Regions from separate parts of the Mus musculus genome. Here region 1 is linked to region 2. Evidence: chromatin loops called from intact Hi-C (ENCODE). Cell type or tissue: heart. All regions are shown on one strand. Links, peaks and the distances in the headings refer to the core of each region. The heading gives the core; the rest is flanking DNA.

Region 1 (5,385 bases), core at 135-5,134, 680 kb before region 2:
CATAGGTGCACATATTCATATGCTCTTTAAAACAAACATGTAGTCATCCACAAATATGTACTCATACAACATACATGTATACATACCAGGAAAACATTTTGCATATTGTCTACCTCTGAGAAATTTTAAGAGGTCATATTGTTTGATATTTACCAAAACCCAGTGGGTAGCCTGAATTTCTGGGAAGGGTACCTAAGATACATTTCTGCTACCAACAAGCCATGGGTAACTCATTATAGAGAATCATGACTTCTTCCTTTTTAGAGAATATTTATCACTTCAGGGGAGCTTGCAGCTTTTAGTCTAGGATTCAAAGCTTGCAGATGAATCCAGGGCAAGCACTCGGAAGAGAACCGGAGACGTAAATAAGGCTGGTATAGGTCCCAAGCATTTTAGACCCTGAAAGTCTAAGACGAGTATAAGGCACTCCATGGACATTCAATTGTAATTTATATTCATAAATTGCATTTTCATGGCATATAATTTTATCAAGGAAGAATAAACATCAGTAGTTCATGTCTTCACAAAAACTTGAAAGTAGAAGGTGTCAGAGGGTTTCTCCATTTTACAGATTAAAAAAAAAAACGGAAGCATGGATGAAATAATTTGAATCTGAAAAGAGCAGCAGAACCAGTCTAAAACCAGTCAGTAGCAGACTGTGGGGATTAAGAGCAGGTGTCTGGAATCAGGCAGACTCAGTTCCGGAGCCTGAATTGGCAGTGCGCTTCTCTCTGTAATTCTGAGATGTTGCTTAACCCATGGAGCCTTTTGCGTAATATGTGTGATAAGTTTTAAAGGGTGTTTTAATAATATGCTTCTCGTGTGTGTGTGTGTGTGTGTGTGTGTGTGTGTGTGTGTGTGTTTAGCCAAACCTCTGGCATATAACAAGTATATAATAAATAGTGGTTTGTTTAGTCACACTATTAATAGAAAAGAGAACAACCCAAGTATATTCTAGATGTGTATTTTTTTCCTGAGGTCTATCCAGTCATCAGATTTGAGCACTCAAAAGACTTCCGCATGTTCCTACAGGCAATGATAAAGCCCAAACCCAAGAGGGCAATAAATTCCACTTTTTTAGAACTATCTCTTCAGCCGGTTAGTTTAATGATCAGATATAAATTTGCATATAAGAGAGAAAATCATAAATTGTCAGAGCTCGAGGTGACCTTACTTTCCAGGTGAAGACACTGAACTAGAGAGGTTAAATTTTAACATACCCACACTCTGTTTCACATACATTCTTTGAGTTGCATAATTAATATGTATATGCACATTCATATATATGTATTCATATATAAATATATACATATGCACATACATATATGATCATTGCTCCTAAGGGAATGATCTATATAGTGTACAGATCCTTTTTCCTGGAATGGACATGCCTGGATATTAGGCTATCATATATACTGCCTATGGGAATAAGGAAAGAAAAATGGTCAGCTACCAGGCAACGCCACTTTTTGTCCCCATATCATATGCTCTGAAATACTTTACATCTCTAAGTTCTGACTTCCCTATGTTTCTGCCCGCTTGGTGATGGCCTTGTCAGCTGAATCCAATCCCCTGGGTCATAACTGCACCAGTCAATGCAGGACCGCATACCTTTGGTCTGTCTTGAGCTTCTTTTCATAGCTCATGTATGAAGGGCTTACTCTCATGTACTGTTCATCCTCCCCTTTTAGACTCCTCAACATGAGCTAGAAAAGCTTGGTGTATGTGTGTGTGTGTGTGTGTGTGTGTGTGTGTGTGATATGTTTGTAGTTGCTTGTCATAAAGAAGGCTCATTTGGATGGCTTTGCAGAATTGGCACTGGACAAGGTAAACTTTAACCAGGAAGCCCTAATGCAGAGTTCTAGGATTCACAGCCTAGAAATAATGTCAGTCTGTCCTAGCCAGGGGCTCCTGAATGAAAGGATGGAGAGATCCAGTTTGAACATGTTTTCAGGGTCAAGGTTAAAGGATGTTATGGCATCTGGTTTTACGTGACTAAGTAGATTTGACATCTAGTTTATATGCCTAAGTAGATAATGACTCTTACCAACAGAGAAGGCAGGAAAAAAAAAAAAAAAAAACAAAAAACAATAGATTTGAGAGGAAGACAGCGAGTCAAGTTTGGCCATTAAGTCATATTAGGCCTGATAGAAATCTAACATTTGCACATAAATAGGAAGCTGACGTAGAGAAAAACTGTGACCAGCTGTGGATGCAATTTTTTGGCCTGTGATTCAGTGTAAACATACATGTAGCCAAACAAGGAGTCCAAAACAAGCATGCTTTACTGTTTCAACATCCATGATGCTTTCTGTGACTTAATGTAACTTATTGTTGTATAACAAATTTCTAGTCGAAACCTAAATAGCTGGCCAGCTTAATGGCTCAATGATATGCCATGGAAACACTGGACTCCCAAGTATAAAGAAGATCTTCAGGCAGGAGAGTGGACAGGATATGAGGCTGAAGAGCCACAGCAAAGGTTTTGTTCCAGGGATCACATTGGGAGTGATTTGAAGAAAAGCTTCAGTGTTCTGGGACAAAAGAAAATTCGACAGGTCATTGGCTGAGATTCAACCTTATCAATAAGGAAAAGAATAACATCTAGTGTGAGGAAGGGACAAAGAATAGTTAAAGTCTATTGTTCAGAAGGATTTTAGGGAGTGTATTAGAATGTTGGACTTAGGCAGCACTGGCATGACTTCTTATAAAGAACGGAGCCATGGCAAGAAGTGTGATTTGTACTAAGGGGAGGAGAGGAAAATTATATCAGTAATGCATTTCCATTTGAACTAGAGCTGCAGTGCGTTCTCACAGGAGCCCTCCTTAGCACACTGCCGCAGTGAAATGCAGTCGGTGGACAGTGCATCTCATCCTTCCCCGTATAATAAACTGAATGTCTCCAAGGGGGCAAACCCTTCCCACGATTTCTGGGTAAAAGCTTTTCTGTTTGGTTGCGTTTTTACTTAGAGAGCTCCAATCCACTCTCAGAGTCGTTGCATTTAATTCTACACCATTTGCTCTCTGCTATGTGTACCATCAGAGAAGAATGTGCAGATGAGCTAGATAATCCCTGCCCTCCAGGCTTTCTCAGTCCTGTTTCAAAGAGAGAAACAAAAATAACTCACCTCAGGAGCAGGATGACTGCCAGAGAGGAGCACCCCAAACCAGCAGGGGGCAGCAGACAGGAAACTCACTCGGGAAGCACTCTCTTTGTCACCCTCCAGTTGCCCACTCCACTCTGGCTAAAGCACTGTGCACCCTGCCTCTGTGGTAATTTATCTAATTAGCTTGCTATTTTTGGATTTCTAACTTTTGCCACACTGTAGCAAAATACTTCATAGAAACAACAGAAGGGAGGGAAGATTCATTGGAACTCCTAATTTCAAAGAGATTTGACCCATCATGGCAGAGAAAGAAGAGCAGCTCTGTCTGTGGGGACAGGACTATATGACAGTGACTTGCTGACATTACAACAGACCTGGAAGCAGAGAGCTAGACCAGAACCAGAGGCAGATGCTACATGCAAAGCTGGCTCCTAGCAACCTGTTCTCGCTAGCTAGGCTACATTTCCTAAAAGCTCCACAGCATCACAAGCTGAGAAATGAGACTTAACATAAACCTGAGGGTAGATGTGGTGGCTTTAGTGGGAATGGCTCCATAGGCTCTCATGTGTTACTGGAACTATTTGGGAAGGATTAGGAGGTTTGACTTCAGTGGAGTAGGCATAGCCTTGTTGAAGGAAATGCATTGTTAGGGGTAGGCATTGACCCAGTGTCTCCCTCTCTTTCTGCTTGTCGCCTGCAGATCAGGATGTAAAGCTCTCAGTTATTGCTCCAACATCACGAATGCCTTTCTGTTCCCCACCTTGATGAACGTGCACTCACCCTTGGGAACTGTAAGCAAGCTCCCAATTAAATGTGTTCTTTTAGTAGAGTTGCCTTGATAATGGTGTCTTCACAGCACATGGGACTAGAAGAGAAGCTGAGACTGGATATTTTAGACCCAAGCTATAATATTCTTTAAGCTAATTTTTGTTTGTTTTGTGGTGTGTGTGTGTGTGTGTGTGTGTGTGTGTGTGTGTGTGTGTGTGTTTGCCATTGAGAATTGAATATAGGGTCTGAAGCATTTTAGGCAAATATTCTACCATGAAGCCGTGCATTTAACTCTCTTTCTATATTGTTAAATCTTTTTTTAATTGCATTTCTTGGTTTGTCAGGCAGCTCGCGTACCACTGCACAAACGTGTGTGTGAAAGTCAGAAGACAACTAATGATGGTTTGAATGAGTATGTCACCCATAGGCTCTGACATCTGAATGCTTGCTTCCCAGTTGGTGGAACTGTTTGGGGAGGCTTGGGAGGTGTGGTCTTGTTGAAGGAAGGGTGCTGCTGGAGGTGGGCTTTCAGAATGTAGAGACACCGTTGATGTCTCAAACTCTGCTTCTTGCTTTGGATTTGAGGTGTGAGCTCTCAGCTGTTCTGACAACATTCCTGCCTGCTGCCAGGCTTCTCCACCATGATAGTAAAGGACCCTTATCCCTCTGGCACTGTAAGTCTTTTTTTCCAATGGGTTGTGTTGGTCATGGTGCTTGATTACAGTAGTAGAGAAATAACTGCAGGCTCAAGCTTAGGTCACTAGGCTTGGCAATGATCACTCAGACCTTCTATGCCATTCCACCAGTCTTGTGCTTTATTTTAAATACCAGTACATTATTTTGAAAGGCCCAATGGCTATGATATTCCAAGGAAATATATAAAAGTCAAGTACAACCTCATAGTTTCAACAACACATGAACTAGTTACCACACAGAGTCACCTTTCAACAGACATGCTCACAGACACAATAGCCTTAGCCAGGGTCTCCAAGTGAACACTGGGGGAGTCTGAGGGTGCTGTGGGTAGTTATAGCTGTAGTGATAGTGTCATGAGCCATCCCAAACAGTTCTTGCTTGAGACAACTTACTGTGACTCTGCTTGTCTGGGCAGGGGCGTGGGGGGAGGTCACTCAGGACAAGGTACACTGGGAAATGCTCATGTCATTTACAAAATGATATCTGATGATTCAACTGAAATGGTATAAACAGCTAGCTGTCATGTGCAGGAAGTGGTGTCTGTCTGTCTTTCCTCTATTACTCAATATAGTTAGCACAACATCAGCCCCATCTCTTTTTAATTGGTTTTTTAAAATAATAAACAAAAATACATACAAAACCAAGTTGTTGTTCTTCATAATGGACAGGCTGGTTGGCCTTGTATAATCTCATGGGTCAAAACAGCATTCCAGGGGGTTTTCATCTTCGTTTTTAGCATGAAGACTCAGGACCTGGAAGCAACTGACATTGGGGTTAGTATTGGAGCCCACCCAGTCTTGAAGCAGCTCCCAGG
Region 2 (5,385 bases), core at 121-5,120:
TCATGGATCCTGAGTCAGGTGGTCCCCGCTTGTTACCGGGGGGGGGGGGGGTGCTGTGCTGTGCTGAGCCCCCCAGGGGGTGGGGGTGGGGTGGGCTTTCCTCTTTCCCAGCATTCTGCTCTGCTTTGGGATGAATAGTTTCACCAAATTCAAGCTCCTACTCCTTGGGCCCTTGCCATATTTCCCTTGCTGTCTGGGTCCTGGCATTAAGACTGGAGTAGAGGAGACCTTACAGAGAGCTGAGCCATGGGGAGATAGATGTCTAGGGAACACCAGTCAAGCAAAATAAGCATATGCTTCCAGTTATGCAACCATCTTTATGAAAAGAATAACACTGTGGGATTTTTCCCTTGTCCACTGTGACGTCCAAATGCATACCCCACCCACATAGGTCTGTTCCTTTACCAGAGGTAACTCTGTACTGTCCCTAAGCAATCACGAGTAGCAGGTCATACTTCTGTCCTGGAAGAGGCTAGGCAACCTTACCAAAGGCTATTGTCATGTAATAATATTATCATCATCATGGGCCAGTCCTACCCAAAGATGGGCAGCTAGTCATATCTATACCCCGAGGACCCAAGGAGAGCCCAGTTATCAGCTGCAGAAGGGGGGCTGGCTGTTCAGAAAATGGCTATTAGGTAGAATGGAGACCCTCAAAAATCTGGTGCTGTCTGCAAACAGAATCAGGACAGAGTGGAAAGCTGCGTGACTGGAGCTCTGAGAAGGACCAGAGGCGTCAGAGGAAGCTAATCGCTGGCAGAAAGAGAAGCAGAGAAATGCCAGTAATAAGCTTCTGGTGGGTTACGCCAACCATGCTGGGTGCAGATCCGGCAAGCATCTCACAGATCCGGCAAGCCTCGAAGCCGGTACCTCTGCAGTCCCTGCGTGCAGCTGCCTGGATGGATGGAGGTCTGGCTACACGTGATACTATTCTAGGATTCCCAGGAGCACCTTCTGTCCCTTATGCCAAGAGCATCTGCACCGTCACCCCCTCCAGTGTGCCTCTTCTTCCTGGTGTTATCCTACATAAGACCCTTCATTATAACAAAGAGAACTCTGCCAAAGCTCCAGGCTCCGTACAGGTGAATGTGCGCGAGGTAATTGGGCTAGTTGTATCTTACAGACTCTAAACTGAATCGATGCTGTGTTTTATCAAAGCATTGCGAAAGCGAGGGAACCTGTTTATGTCTTGCTGGTGATCAGTGGGAGAGGTTTTGGTACCAGGCAACTGTCTCAGCTTCACCTTTACCTCCAGTGTGTGCCTTTCCTGCTTATTGTTCCTAACTTACAAGGTTTCACATTTAACACAATGTTAATAACCTATAATCTCCTTTTCAAACAAGACAATAAATAAACATGTACAAAGAAGTAATAGAAAAGTTGGGTCTTGGTGGAAGATAATTCATCACAGAGTTCAAAAGGAGAATGGTTAAGAACAGAGCCCCCCAGAGGCCCTTGATCCTGTGAAGGTTCTATGCCCCAGTATAGGGGACTGCCAGGGCCAGGAAGCAGGAGTGGGTGGGTTGATGAGTTGGGGGCAGGGGGGACAGATAGGGGGTTTTCAGAGGGGAAACTAGGAAAGGGATAACATTTGAAATGTAAATAAAGAAAATATCTAATAAAAAAAATTCTTTAAAAATACAAGGAACAGAGCGTCCTAGGCAGGTGTGGACAGGGTGAGACAAACCAGTGAGATGAGGTCCAGGCCAGGAAGAACTGGCGCCGTTCCCACAGGAGGAGTTCCTGGCACAGCCCAAAGCCAAGGCATGAGGAAGTACAAGAAGGCAAAGACACGGGGACTGCCTATGACCCGCAGCACAATAGGGGGAGGCAGGAGAGATGCTGTGACCATCTTGCCTCACCTTGGGACCTCACACTAGAACTTCACAACTAGAACGTGCCAGCACCACCCTGGCCACGGTTCCCTGTAGCTCAGCCTTCCGGAGCACAGAGAAGGCCTAAGGAAGGCAGGAAGGCGGGGGAGGAAGTTGAGAACAAGCTGCTGAGGTGAATATGATGTCAGAGGATGGAACATGGTCACATAGCAATCACATGGACAACTAAGAGCCAGAAGAGTGGTGCGGTCAGCCCACTCTGTGACATGTGTGCTGCTCCTGCCTACTCAGTAAAACATGTGCTGCTCCTGTGTGGAACCTCATAGCAAACCTTGCGTGATGGCCTTCCTGTCCACCTAGCCCCCTTTCCTTCATTCTGGACCGCTGCCTTGACACCCTTGACCTCTGGACATTTGCAACATGTCTGCCAACCACGCCTAGCGCTTCTTACCTCCAAGTTCCTTTGATTCTAGCTTGTTTAGTCTATCTGGGCCTCTGTGACAGAATGCCACAGACTAGACGACTTACCGAAGAAAACCTTTCTTCCCCACCATTCTAGAGACCAAGCAATCAAGGCACAGGTAGGCATGGGTCTGAGCAGAAATCACTTTCTACGTCACAGCCAGCTGGCTTCTTGCTGTTGTCATGGGGGACAGGAGGTGGACATCAGTTGGATCCAGGATGGCTCTGACCTTATCAAAGGTCTCCTTCCAAACACAAGCACACTGAGGATTAGGCCCAATATAAGGATTCGAGGTGGACAGACATTGAGGTTGGTCTAGCGGCTCATCTTCCTCGGTCCATGTGGTCTGCTTCCCACAAGGCCAAGGGAAGTACCTCCTGCTAGTCCATGCGGCTGGGTGAGAGATCGCTGTAGGCTCTCGTTCCCACTGTCTTGACCTTTCTTCACCATTCATCTAAATTCTAACACCTCTAACAGCAGGCCTCCTTTAGAGCCAAGGGATTTAGGAGTTGAGCCTCATGCCCAGATGGGTCCACCGTCACCCACCCATTTAGGACTTCAAAGCAAAGTCTGAGTGCCTAAACCACAGACTCAGAATCTGTGAAAATACAGAGGTCCAACGTATTTGTAACTGTATTTAGGAAAATGCAAGTCCTTTTCCAGGAAGACAGTGGGTATTTGTTGACTACCTGTGATGGCCACACAAAAACATACACAGACACGGATACACACAGACACAGATACACACACAGACACACACACACACAGACACACACAGATATACACAAACACACACACACAGATACACACAGACACGGATACACACAGACACACACAGACACAGATACACACACACACAGAGAGACACACACACACACACAGACACAGATACACACACACACAGATATACACACACACACAGATACACACACACACACACACCACTTAGCTCATCTCATATTTATGCCCAATCTGTGAGAGAGCTGCTATGAGCAGCCTGAAGATCATTTGCCCAAAATCTCAGTTTCATTGCCGCAGAAAGGCAAGGTTCCAATTCTTTTTGCAGTGCTTCCCTTACTGCATGGCTTTGCAGCAGACCTTATGCCGGGGATTTCCTTGTAGAACTGTCCTCTTGTCCTTGATTCTGGGCCCCTAACTTGACCCCTAGGGTCCTGGGAGTCTGTTACATGTCTGCAATCCACCCTTCCCCCAGGCTTCATGCTTCAAATCTCTCTGTTCCTCAGAGGCTGCTTGCACCCTGTGTCCAGAAAATGCCACAGACGGTGTTTTGTCCACGGCGCCCTGTTACATCATTACCTCTACCTAGCAAGGGCACAGCTTGTCCAAGTGACTGGAGAGAGGACAGGGGAACTTTGAAGACAATGGTGCCTTACGTTATAGCAAGCACTCTCCTAAGCATCTGATTTGGGTTTTAAAGACACATTTACACAGGAGAACAGTCTTTTGGTTCGGTTGCCTCCAATTTTCTGTCATCTGAATCATAGCCAAGGAATAAATTGAATCTTTTTCTAACATAGAATATATTACTCTTGAAATAGTAGGAAATGTTGATAATTGCCTTTTATTGGACTCACAAATAATTTATAAGTTGGTCCGATTTAAAAAAAAAAAAAAGTATTATAGTCTTATTTCTTTGGTTTCTTCCTTGAGGCAAGTATCAGCCTCTAAAAATAGAACCCGTGTAGAGATGGGCCTAGCGCTCCCCCTGGTGGTCACTATTTAGGATTGCAGGCTCCATAAATGGACCTGAAGCTGTAGGCTACATTTGAATAATTCCTTTTCCCCTAAGTACACAGAAAGATTTGATTTATTCTTCCCAGCCATGTCTGCATTACAGAGTACTTCTCCTTAGAAAGTCTATCTGCTTTGAGCGTAAGTAAATGATCTATTCCTCATATACATTATCAGGCTGAACGTCTCGGAGGTAGTAAGAGCTTTCCTGGTTCTATCAAATGTCAGGAAAGCTGGGAGTTTCTTCTTTGCTTTAGAAAATACGGAGGAGTGAAATGCAAGCTGGCTGTCAGAGAATCACAGGGACAAGATATTGAAGGGATGACTCGTGACTGTGTGCGCGGAGAGAGTGCAGTGGAGAGATGGACGGGAGTCTCAGAACCGTGGGTCAGAGGCAGGATCCTGGGACGCCCTCCACTGCAATAGCAGATACACACACTGCCTTTCTCTGGAGAGACTGTGATGCCCTGCCTTCCTTGCAGGTAACTAGAGACCCAAGTAGCAGTTCCAGACAGTGGGCTGAAAAGCTAGCTGCGGCACTTCCTGGCCTAACCCTCAAGCACCTGGTGACGGCTCCCACTGTCTCTGTGTTCACACAAATGCCAACGGAATATTCCAAGATATCACAGGAGCAAAGTGGAGTCATCTCTTGTTTGAAAAGTATTTCTTTTCATTTTTTGAGATTATGTTACAATTGATATCATTCTCTCCACATCTTCGTCCCTCCAAACCCTCCCCTATACCCTTCCTTGCTCTCTTTCAAATTCACAGTATCTTTTTTTTATTAATTATCATCTTCTACAAGCAGACACAAATATACATACATATACACGTTTATATATTTATATGAATGTACATATACATATACATAAATGCATAAATGCAGTCTGTAAATGCTTCTTGTATATATGTTTTCAGGGCTGGCCATTTGGAATTGCATGACCAATCCATGTGTTCTTCCCTGGGGAAGACAGTTTCTTCCTCTCTCAGCACTGCTTAGTTGCCTCTGGTTCTTCCTTTCAGGCTGAGGCCTCTCTCTTCCTCCTGTCCACTTTGCCATGCCTACTGTTGTCCTTTCTCAGCTCGTGCTTAGGCAACTGTGTTGCTGAGACTTCGTGGCTGTGGTTTCTGATATTCCTGGAAGACACAATATCACAGCAAACTCCCTATCCCCCTGGCTCTTCTAGTCTTTTGGTTCCCTCTTCCTCAGTGATCTCTGAGCCTTGGGTGTGGGAGTTATGTCATAGATGTATTCATTGGGACTAGGTCCCACAACAGTATGCTTTGATTGGTTGTGGTTTTCTGTAATGTTCTCTATTTATTGAAAGAGAAGTT

What was found. Hi-C counts contacts between places; a loop is a spot of excess contacts. Peaks named below come from ENCODE experiments on the same cell type or tissue, not always from the same donor. Only the 100,000 strongest peaks of a DNase experiment are listed, where the experiment ranks them.
Region 1: it touches region 2 in a loop (6-fold over the local background); 5 of 42 quality-filtered maps call a loop at or near these places.

The regions. Positions count from the first base shown.
Region 1 is chr4:104,206,120-104,211,504 of GRCm38, forward strand. All of the region lies in intron 3 of Dab1 (disabled 1), which reads left to right. Among named protein-coding and RNA genes, the nearest start is that of Gm36661, 180 kb to the left of the region's middle. In heart, for the core only: a CTCF peak has its summit at 3,174 (motif pointing right); no DNase peak of the experiment used is centred there.
Region 2 is chr4:104,890,170-104,895,554 of GRCm38, forward strand. It overlaps a transcript of Fyb2 not described here. Among named protein-coding and RNA genes, the nearest start is that of Gm40216, 2.8 kb to the left of the region's middle. In heart, for the core only: no CTCF peak of the experiment used is centred there; no DNase peak of the experiment used is centred there; H3K27me3 peaks cover 337 bases.